3 separate regions of the Homo sapiens genome follow, and regions 1 and 2 are each linked to region 3. Evidence: chromatin contacts called from ENCODE Hi-C or POLR2A ChIA-PET data. All regions are on one chromosome and are shown on one strand. The core of a region is the stretch at or near the end of the contact, and the rest is flanking DNA. Distances in the headings are between cores, read along the strand shown.

What was found. Hi-C counts contacts between places; a loop is a spot of excess contacts on that map. ChIA-PET counts read pairs that join two places held with the same protein, here RNA polymerase II (POLR2A). Pooled maps may share reads with other maps.
Region 1: a loop to region 3 is called in a map of GM12878, with 4 times the contacts of the local background. The contact joins two enhancer-like sites. A Hi-C loop is called at or near these places in 9 of 168 maps with a recorded cell type or tissue (B cell, CD14-positive monocyte, GM12878 and 4 more), 35 of 37 single-sample maps with no recorded cell type and 17 of 50 pooled maps. POLR2A ChIA-PET finds 5 or more read pairs at or near these places in 4 of 52 experiments (GM12878, OCI-LY7, activated B cell and 1 more).
Region 2: a loop to region 3 is called in a map of GM12878, with 4 times the contacts of the local background. The contact joins two enhancer-like sites. A Hi-C loop is called at or near these places in 1 of 168 maps with a recorded cell type or tissue (GM12878), 13 of 37 single-sample maps with no recorded cell type and 12 of 50 pooled maps. POLR2A ChIA-PET finds 5 or more read pairs at or near these places in 6 of 52 experiments (CD4-positive, alpha-beta T cell, GM12878, OCI-LY7 and 3 more).

The regions. Positions count from the first base shown.
Region 1 is chr5:100,776,348-100,779,510 of GRCh38, forward strand. No RefSeq gene overlaps it. Among named protein-coding and RNA genes, the nearest start is that of MIR548P, 39 kb to the right of the region's middle. RefSeq lists enhancers at 420-1,619, 1,391-1,460. Within about 2 kb of position 1,529, at least 9 of the 41 ENCODE cell types and tissues checked have a DNase peak (open chromatin) inside an H3K27ac peak, as active enhancers do; they include B cell, CD14-positive monocyte, GM12878 and 1 more, where a contact is called at or near this core.
Region 2 is chr5:100,888,947-100,892,069 of GRCh38, forward strand. The region is part of intron 2 of ST8SIA4 (ST8 alpha-N-acetyl-neuraminide alpha-2,8-sialyltransferase 4); the gene reads right to left. Among named protein-coding and RNA genes, the nearest start is that of ST8SIA4, 13 kb to the right of the region's middle. Within about 2 kb of position 1,630, at least 8 of the 41 ENCODE cell types and tissues checked have a DNase peak (open chromatin) inside an H3K27ac peak, as active enhancers do; they include GM12878 and OCI-LY7, where a contact is called at or near this core.
Region 3 is chr5:100,825,814-100,829,235 of GRCh38, forward strand. The region is part of intron 4 of ST8SIA4 (ST8 alpha-N-acetyl-neuraminide alpha-2,8-sialyltransferase 4); the gene reads right to left. Among named protein-coding and RNA genes, the nearest start is that of MIR548P, 11 kb to the left of the region's middle. RefSeq lists an enhancer at 1,761-1,810. Within about 2 kb of position 1,823, at least 5 of the 41 ENCODE cell types and tissues checked have a DNase peak (open chromatin) inside an H3K27ac peak, as active enhancers do; they include B cell, CD14-positive monocyte, GM12878 and 2 more, where a contact is called at or near this core.

The sequences.
Region 1 (3,163 bases), core at 279-2,778, 50 kb before region 3:
TGAAGAAGTATGTATTGCTGAGTCACAACAGCAGAATACAAAAAAAATTTGGTCTCCTTTAGTGAATTCTAATGTCAACATTAATTTAAAGGAGAGAAGAATGCTCTTAATAAGTTTGGAAGCATTTATTTATTTGTGGTTTGTTGTGGCTTAAATGTTTGTATCACCGCCAAATTTATATGTTAAAATCCTAACCCACAATGTGATGTAATTAGGAGATGAAGCCTTTGGAAGGTGATTGGGCCATAAGGGTGGAGCCCTAATAAATGGGACTTGTGCCCTTATAGAAGAGACCTTGAGTGCTCACTCCCTCTCTCTTCACTATGTGAGGATACTGCAGGAAATCAGTCATCTGAAAATCAGGAAGAAGGCCTTCACTAGACACTGAATTTGCTAGCACCTTGATCTTGGACCTCCCAGCCTCTGGATGGTGAGAAATAAATGTTTGTTGTTTGGCAGGGTGCAGTGGCTCACGCCTGTAATCACAGCACTTTGGGAGGCCAAGGCAGGTGGATCACGAGGTCAGGAGTTCAAGACCAGCCTGGCCAACATAGTGAAACCCCGTCTCTACTCAAAATACAAAAATTAGCTGGGCATGGTGGCACGCACCTGTAATCAGCTACTCAGGAGGCTGAGGCAGGAGAATGGCTTGAATCTGGGAGGCGGAGGTTGTGGTGAGCTGAGATCACACCACTGCACTCCAACCTGGATAATAGAGGAAGACTCCATCTCAAAAACAAAACAAAACAAAACAAAACAAAAAAAAAACAGTTTGTTGTTTAAGCCACCCAGTCTTTGGTATTCTGTTATATTAGCCTGAATTAAGTCCTGATTATTCTTAATAAATCACAATTTTCCCTTGCTATAAATTATTTTAAAATAAATTATATAAAAATGCACAGAAAATGAAGACCTTAATTAAAATAAATTGGAAGGCATTCCAAGTGCTATTAACATTAAGTGATAGGCCCATTTTCTCTGATTTACCAGAACAAAAGGCAAGTCATTTGACATTTCCTTGGCCTTAAAATATCCACCTGGAAATGGAGATGCTAATTTTAATGTAATTCAGATAACTGGTAACATGTATAACTAATATAAATGCTTATAACGTATTGTCCTGCATATACATTATTATGACAAATGTTAAAAGAGAATATTTTGTTTTTCTGATATTCTCATGTTGATTCCAGAGATAAAGACATACTGTTTAAAAGGAAGAATTTGGATCCTTGGGAAAACAACCAGTAAAGATTTTGACAAATATCTATAGACTTCCCACATTACTTACAAGTTGACTATAGACTCCATCACTGCCTTCAAGTATGATAAAATTGCTAATTTCATGGGGTATGTCTAAGCTCTTTTCTTTGGTTTCTCTGAGGTACTTTTTAAATGTTTATTGGGGCTATCTTAAAACTATCTTCCTTTGATTCTTCTGAAGTTGCATTTTAAAGTTTTGCTTCCCAGTGACTCATGCTTTCTTCATTTCCTGTTTCAGCTTCTCTTCTGCCGTCTGCTCCATAAATGGGGCCCTCTGCCAAGTTTCTGTTCCCTTTCTATGTTTTCTCTCTTATACATTGTATATACCTCTATGGCTTTAAATGTTGCTACTAAGTTAAAGATTTCTCAATTCATTTATTTGGCAGCATATCTCTCTTGGTTCCAGTTAAAATTTCAGCTCCCCATCCGTAAGCTTTACATGTGCATCCTATGTAATATTTCTGGCTTCCAGCCTGTTCTGATCATGTTGCACTTGGAGAATACCTTTTCCTTGGTGAATTTGCTTCCTGATTCTCCCCGCTGAATAGCAACCACATCTCTAATTCAAACCTCTCGGCTCCAGATCAGTACATTCAATATTCAACTGGTTCTTTAATAATTACACATTAACACAAAAAAGTTACAGCAGTTCAACTTACCATACACAGGGTTCTTGATTTACCACTCTTCAATCTGATTCTTTTCTGGTGTCCTTTGCCTCAGTGAATTATATCACTCTCTATATTGTTTCACAAATTAGAAACATGGGCGTTATCTTTGACTTATCCACATGTGCAATACAATACAACCATCACCACTGATTTAATCAAAGCTACCTTAATGTTTCCCCCATATTATCAGAAAGCTTAACAATTCTCTTCATATAAGCACTTATTTTCTTCTCTCCTCTGCTTTCTTTACTGCAACTACACTCAGTTTCCATTTCCTTTCTCTTCATTTATCTGAAATTCTACTCATTCTTAAAATCTCAGTTTATGGTCCAATTCTTCAAAAGTTTCCATGATTTCTACTGGCCGTCAAATTTTATTTTAATTTATAAAGTAGCAATATCTTGGAAAGCTAATGTGCTTTCATTTAGACCCATTTCACAGATGAGAAATTTAAGGCTCAAAAGGAGATGTCATATGCCTGAAGTCCCCTAGCTACTCAGTAACAGAGCAGGGGTTTGAAAACAAGTTTATGTCACTTAAAATTCAGCCTGGTCTGCAATATTACCTCCCACAATGTTCAATCTTGTCTCTAATGTTTTAGTGTTATTACTATGGTACTGTTTTTGTGTTTCCATTGTTTCATATTCTCATCCGGAGTAGAAACTCCCAGAGAGAGGAACCATTGCTTCATTTGATCATTTAACAAATGCTTTTGTCTATTATATACCTGACATTACACTAGGACCTAGGAATACAGAGCTAACATGTCAAATTTAACAATAACTAATTGTCTCCATGATAAAAGATACTGTTTGGCAGGTCTAAATAATTACTAATAAACCCCTAATATTCTCTATTTTAATGTTGACTATTAAAAATCTGCATCAGATATAGCTTTTTATAAAGCCAGTTATAGAAATCTTGAAAAAGTGTTTTGGGATATAATTCTGATTTGGAAGATATAAATAAATTCTTTTTAAAAATATCCTGATGAAATACTCAGAGGTACAGTCAATTTTTATATACCATTTAAGGTATTATGTAAGGTTCAACATAGATGACATGTTTAACAGTACATATTATAGAAATTCACAGACTGAGTTCAGAAGTGATTAAATAGATATCAATATTTGTGACATAGGCATAGCTTTCTTGTGATTAATAGGTGGGTAGTGGGTTCAATGACTGAAATGTTCAATAAAAACCACTACTGTTAAATCTAGTAAAAC
Region 2 (3,123 bases), core at 380-2,879, 63 kb after region 3:
TTTGTACAGAAAATCCTATACAAATGCTCTACAAATGAAATCACAAAAATTGATAGAAATACCACTGACACACCATAACAGTTTATCTTAACAAAGTCCAGGTTATATAAGAAGATAATTATATTTTAAATAAGCAACCCTAGGGCTTATGCATTATAGAAACTGGAAAAGTGTTTATGTCAAGCACTTAATGATTTTTCACAAAAGTTAACAACTAGCATCAAAAGTGGCAATATACAGAATTTTTTGTATATATTTATTGAGTACCACTTATTTGTCTGGTGAATAATTAATATCTGACACCTGTACTTCAACAGAAATTTCTCATTTCCTGTGAAAACGACAAGGCTGGCTCTAAAATAGAGACTACACGGATGTGGTTAAATCATCAGGCTAGATGGTGTTATCGTTTTTCTTTGAATATAATTTAAATGGGTTGCTGTAGATCTATTTGAAGATGTACACTCCCAAGAAGTGGCATGTTTGCAAGCTGCAGTGAGTAAACTAGTGGTCCTGATTTGAAAAAAGACTCTGTAGCTTGGAAATCCAAAAGGGAAAATCTATTTTATTTGGTCAAAAAAGTTAACACATGCTAGTCAACTAACGTCAAAATGGACTTTCCAATAACAGCACCTTTGCTGTGTTATAGACAGTTAGTTGCAAAAATAATGTAAAACATGTCTTTTAAGTTCCTGATTATAAGTAAACCTCTTTATTTTATTTACTCTTAGGGAAAAATGATTTAAAAAGGGAACTATAAGAGTTAAGCACAGTTTTAAAAGACATCATATTGTCTAACTCTTAGGAGAAACTAATGCTTAATAAGATAAATAATTACTAAATGCAGATTGTAATTATGTGTTTTTCCAATGTTGTTATAGGCTCAGCAGTATTTTTTCAACTGAAGCAGTGAAAATAGTAAAAGTGATTTCAAAACAGAAAAGACTACCAACTCACATAGACTAATCAAAATATAAAAACACAAAAAACTTAGGCAAAACTTGGAATTCGATATTTTACAAAGTAAAAAGAAAAAGAGGTAAACTTGAGTGACTCTGGGTTTGTTTGTTTGTTTGTTTTTTCTTATTCCTGAACCAAACTTTCAGTTTCTGTTTTAGGTCTTCTACGTATGGAAAATTATCTGAGTTAAGATTCCATTTATAGGATCCAAGAAAGACTGAAAGTAATTACTATGAGTGAATAATATTATGACTTAAGTGCTTCATAATTTTTGGAAACAGTAAGAAAAGGTTAGTTTTTTATCTCCTAGTGCAAACAGTTTTTAGATTGTAGATGTAATGGCGAATTAAAAGCTTTGTGAATTTGCTAAGTCTAGTTGTTGTTCAGACTATAAATATGAAAAAAAATTCAAGTATAATTAGCTAAATGTCATTGGAAGCATAGAAAACTCCTGTACTTAAACTGAACTGAAACAACAACATGTCACCAAGGAGAACATATATGCTTTTGCTAAGAAGACAATTGATAGAAATTTTTGTTTAACAGCAGGTCAAACAAAATTATTTCAGAAATGAGAGAGGTAGAAAGAAAACTGGCTTTAATATCTGCGCTCTATCTAGAGACACATGAATCAACAAAAGCTAATGCTTAATATGCATGCTTTACCAGTACAAGTTTTCCTAGTACGTGGTCAAGTTATTACCCAATATTCAAAGCAAGGGGTTGTGTTTTCTGTGCATGACTCAAAAGAACAAACAAAAAAAGACCCTTCACAGGTCTTTAACTGTCATTTTGTGATCCTAATTCAACTTTTGAATCCTCATTAGATAAGCAAACACCTAAATTGAGCAACTATTTTAACATTAAAGATAACTGAAGGAATCTGAAAATCTGTTTCATTTTCAGTGAAACTAAATATCTTAGTCATAAAAACTATTTTTTTTGTTAGGCAATATCAGCCTTAAACTGAAAGGTTGGTTTGGACTGTTGAACTGACAACAAGTAGAGTTCTACCCAGAAACTTTTAACTGAATTTTCAACTAGAACTTCCCTTTCAACGTCACCTATCACTTGAAATAGCAACTGCAGAATCCCAGAAAATTAATTTACTAAACATTGTTTAGTAACAAGTTTTCACTCGTGAAATGTTAAATATAACTAAGTTATCACCAAGTGCCACTCTTCTCTGTGGGTTTCTTGGCAATAATAAGCACACAGTTGCAACTAAAATTTAATCTAAATGACATTGTTAACTCCATCAGAAAATACTGTGTGACGAATCTTATAGGTGGAATGTATCACAAGTTGAGAAGCAAATTAGGCTATGATACATATGTTAGGAATCAGTTTTTGCAAACTTTAGACACTGACTACAAAAAAAAATCACTGTAAATTAAGTTAGTACTGACCCAGTTCACTAAAAGAAAATAAAAAGTAAAACTAAAAAATGCCCAGTGTTTCATTATGCCTACAAAAAAACAGAGAGAACACACATTTTTTATTTGTTTGTTTTGAAAGATTATTTTTGCAAGGCAACTTGTCTTAAAGCTCTGGAAGAATAAAACGTTTAACTGTACCTTATTTAGGATTTCTAAGTCCTAGCAGTTATGGGAAAGACATCTTAGTGTCAAAAAAAATCTTAAACACAACAAATGAAAAGGCAAAATTGTCCCACAATATTTGATGAAGAGCATTTTTAGTTTAATTTACACCCTAGAGTGCCATTTGATATTTGGTCCAGAATTTGGTAATGTTGAATGAAAAATGACTTTTGTTATTTTAGAGCAAAGAGAATCATTTATTCCATAATGATAAATTTTAATAATATACATTTGGGTACTAAAATATATTCTTAACAAAATTATTTTATAAGGTCCTGGTTCCTCAGTCAGGAGGTCTGGGTTTGAATCTTGACACTGCCACTAATAAGCTTTGTGACCCAAGATTAGCTCTATCGGTAACTTATTGATCAAAGCAAGTAGAAGATAGTATAAACATTGTATGTAGAAGTTTTTGTAAAGTAAATCTATGTATGCAATAGGAAATTTTTCTTGTCAGTTAAGCATATATAAATTTGCAATTATGTTTAGTTAACCTGCAGGTTTTATGTATTTCAGATTATTGATATATCATGACACTAAGAGCTGAAATATTTTTTCTAAT
Region 3 (3,422 bases), core at 573-3,072:
CCTGTAGCTTGTAGAGAGATTATTCACCTAATTTGTAGCTTGTAGAGAGCTTATCCTAACACCAAATTGTCAGTAATGCTTAATTTGACTTGCCTATATTAGGGTCAAAAAATACAATTATAATTTATATAATTACATAAAATACAATTCAGCAGAGCAAACACATCCTTGTCAAGGGGATAGCTCATTTCTTTCTCTTTTAACATTTCACCAGCTCTTACTGTATTTCCAGAATTCTAGTTCTTTTGAAGAATGTTCTTACTGGATAGAAACACAGGCAACCTGATGAACTTTTGGTTGGTTTGGAGCAACTTAATTTTTTTTTATTATTATGTGGTTCTATAGAATAAAGAAATTGGAACTATATGGCAATGCTAAATAATGATCTTCCAGTATTTCTTGCCACACACCCTGGCCAGTTCCCCTATTCGTTGTTTCTTCTCTATATTTAAGAGCTGACTACATATGCCAATGTGGGAAAACATTGCTCCTTTTCAAACAGAAGTTCTACTTAAGTTTCAATTTCCAGTTGATTCATCAAAACAAAGCTGGTTCAGAAAGGGGAAAAATTACAAATTGCTTACATCTGTTCAATGTAAAACATTATTCATAATCTGCCAGTGATGATGGCTAAGCCATCTGGGGAATATGATAGGTACTTGGGGCCAAAAAAAAATACGAAAACAAAAATCACAGTGCAATGAAGAAGTGACAAGTGTGAAGGTCTGAAGGTTATCCTGTAGTTCAGTTATGGCTTTCAGGTATTTGGGGATATGCAAGTTCTAAATTTATACGTGAACAAACTGGAAACACTTATATACTTAACATTTTCACATAACAAGCCTGAATATACTTGTTAAATTAATGAATTATTAAAATCAAGAGTTTCTGAGAAAAACAAGTGAAACAAATTGTTACAGGGTATCATTAGGTAATATATCATTTCATTCTAATTAATAAAGTAAATATCTATATGAGTGTCCTATTCAGAATAGTTATATAACATGTATAGTTATATGTTGTATATTATATTTACATAAACAATTATATATAATACATTAATACATCGAATCCTATCTGTAAATGTATATAACACATATGTAAATATATATATTCAGTTTTCTATTCAGATATATGTGTGTGTATATACACACACACACACACACACACACATCCCATAGGAAGGAAATTTCCTCCCCAAGTTTTTGTTACCACTTATTTGGGCACACTTGTAGGGTGATACACGTTAATTCCTTATTAGAAAAACACTTATAAAATCACTAATTATATTCACTGGGCTTCTCCTGACACTAATGGTACAAGTCAGAAGTTTTGAAGTTCTATTATAAATATGTTGCTAGCACTATACATTTGTCAGAGTGTTGAAGAGAATAAGTTCAATATCAAGAAATAAATATAAAATAACTTAAATCTACGTTGTGAAAACATCTCTTTTTCAGATGTGTCATGGATAATCTATAACAATTTTGTCTTCATTAAGGAAAAAGGACAACTGGATATCTTAACTCTGTATGGCTTACAAATGTTCCCTGCCCCTCTCACATGAAAACTAAGAAAATTATGCCTTCAGAAAATGCTCAGCAATCAGAGATGAGAAGAGGTACTGGGGTCACTTGCACACATCTGCATATTTAATATGGACCATCCTGCTGAAAAAACTCACATTCAAATATGACTAGAGCTGCTGTGCATTTGTATTCATTCCACCATGGAAACAGTTTGAATGCTTTTCTCTGGAGACTTATGTATCTCAGTGACAGCTGCATTGCCACAATATGCTGAAGTGCTCATCTTGACAGGTCATATCCTGGATTTTACATTCTGAATGGCAGCTGGGATGCCAGAGTGTTTTCTCACAGTGGGTGGGTCCTGTATTTAATCAGGCACTCCCTGGCTTCAGAGACAAACTGCACGTGTGGTCATAGGCAACTCTAAGAAATCCAGGATGTATCTTTGTCACTCTAGTTCCTCCCTAAATAGCACTGACATTCACAGCAACAATCTACGGCTCTACAAGAACAGGGCAAAGTGCATTTTAAGATCACAGATTTCCTATGTTTTATTGTAGCACTTTGCCCTGATGCCATGTGCAACATCAGTACTGTACACTGTTGATAAACACTGGTTAAGTAATTCAAATTTCAAACTGAAATCTATTTCTATATCCACTTAGCTATGCATATACAGAATGTATATACTGAAGCAAAAATAAAACACTCTAATTTACAGTTCTGGGACATCTCACTAATCAGAGCAAACCTGCGATTGCAACTACAAAAACATGAGTCCACTACCATTCACTGGAAAGTAAATTACCTGTCCTGGGAGAGCCTGGGGTTCTGGGGGAGTTTTCACTTCTCGGGTTCATTACACACTGGGGCCTGCATAAACCAACTACCGTGTAAAACCCTAATGAGCTGATGAGTAATAAATTGATACGTGCTGAAATAAGGAACATTTTTGTCAGCCTTTCAGAGTTCCTCTTTTGTGCCAGGCAAGCAGCTTTCCAAAACATTCACTCATAGCTCCCTGAGAAAGCAACTTTCCGGTACTCCTTAGGGTCAGTGTGCTTTTTGCAGGCTCCAAGCTCCACTTTTCCTTCTCTGAGACCTCAAAAAGCAATACCTCTTTGAAAATCCCTCAAAGTGGCTCATTATGGATCAAAAGCTTTTCTGTTAGACAGAAACATAGGTTGGATTTAAGATTTCTAATCACGTCTTTGCTAAAAGGCTCCTCTCAGGCCAAAAGTTGATTTTGCCCTGGATTTCCTCACTCATGGGACCCCATAGACATCTCTAGGGCTATTTCCCTTGCCTAAACCTGCACTTTGCCTCTAGAAAATTTAGGTAGAAAGGGCTTAGAATTCTAGAAGAGGATCAGAAGACTGTGTGGGATGTGGAAGATCCTTAGTCTTGAACAAGCATTGGTTCAAGTCAAAAGAGGTAAACTACTATTTTTTAATACTATTTTTAAGTAAGCAAGGGAAGAGTTCCGTTTTTTTTCAAAGGCCCATATTCCTGGGAAATTTTCTCAGCAGGTCTGAGACTGAGAAGAATTTTCATTAGCTTAATTATTGCAGCCAGGAAAAGAACAAAGACTTGTCAAATGACTCACTATGAAATAACGACGAATTCTGATGCAGGCAATATTTGAGCTCAAAACACAGCCCAGTGACCTATAAAAACAGTGTGGGAATAGTCATTTGTAGGTGTAGGAATATTCGCAAGTCACATATCTTTACCTATAAACTGCGAATATTCTGCGCATAGGAGCATCAGTGTGTATTCACGCTTGCTCTCACCTCACTGCCATGCTCTGCTCTCTTGGGCTAATTGCCAAGAGAATCCCAGCGAACAGTACCCAGTGAGCCCCTACAAAGCGGTGTGAGCTATGCAGTCTTC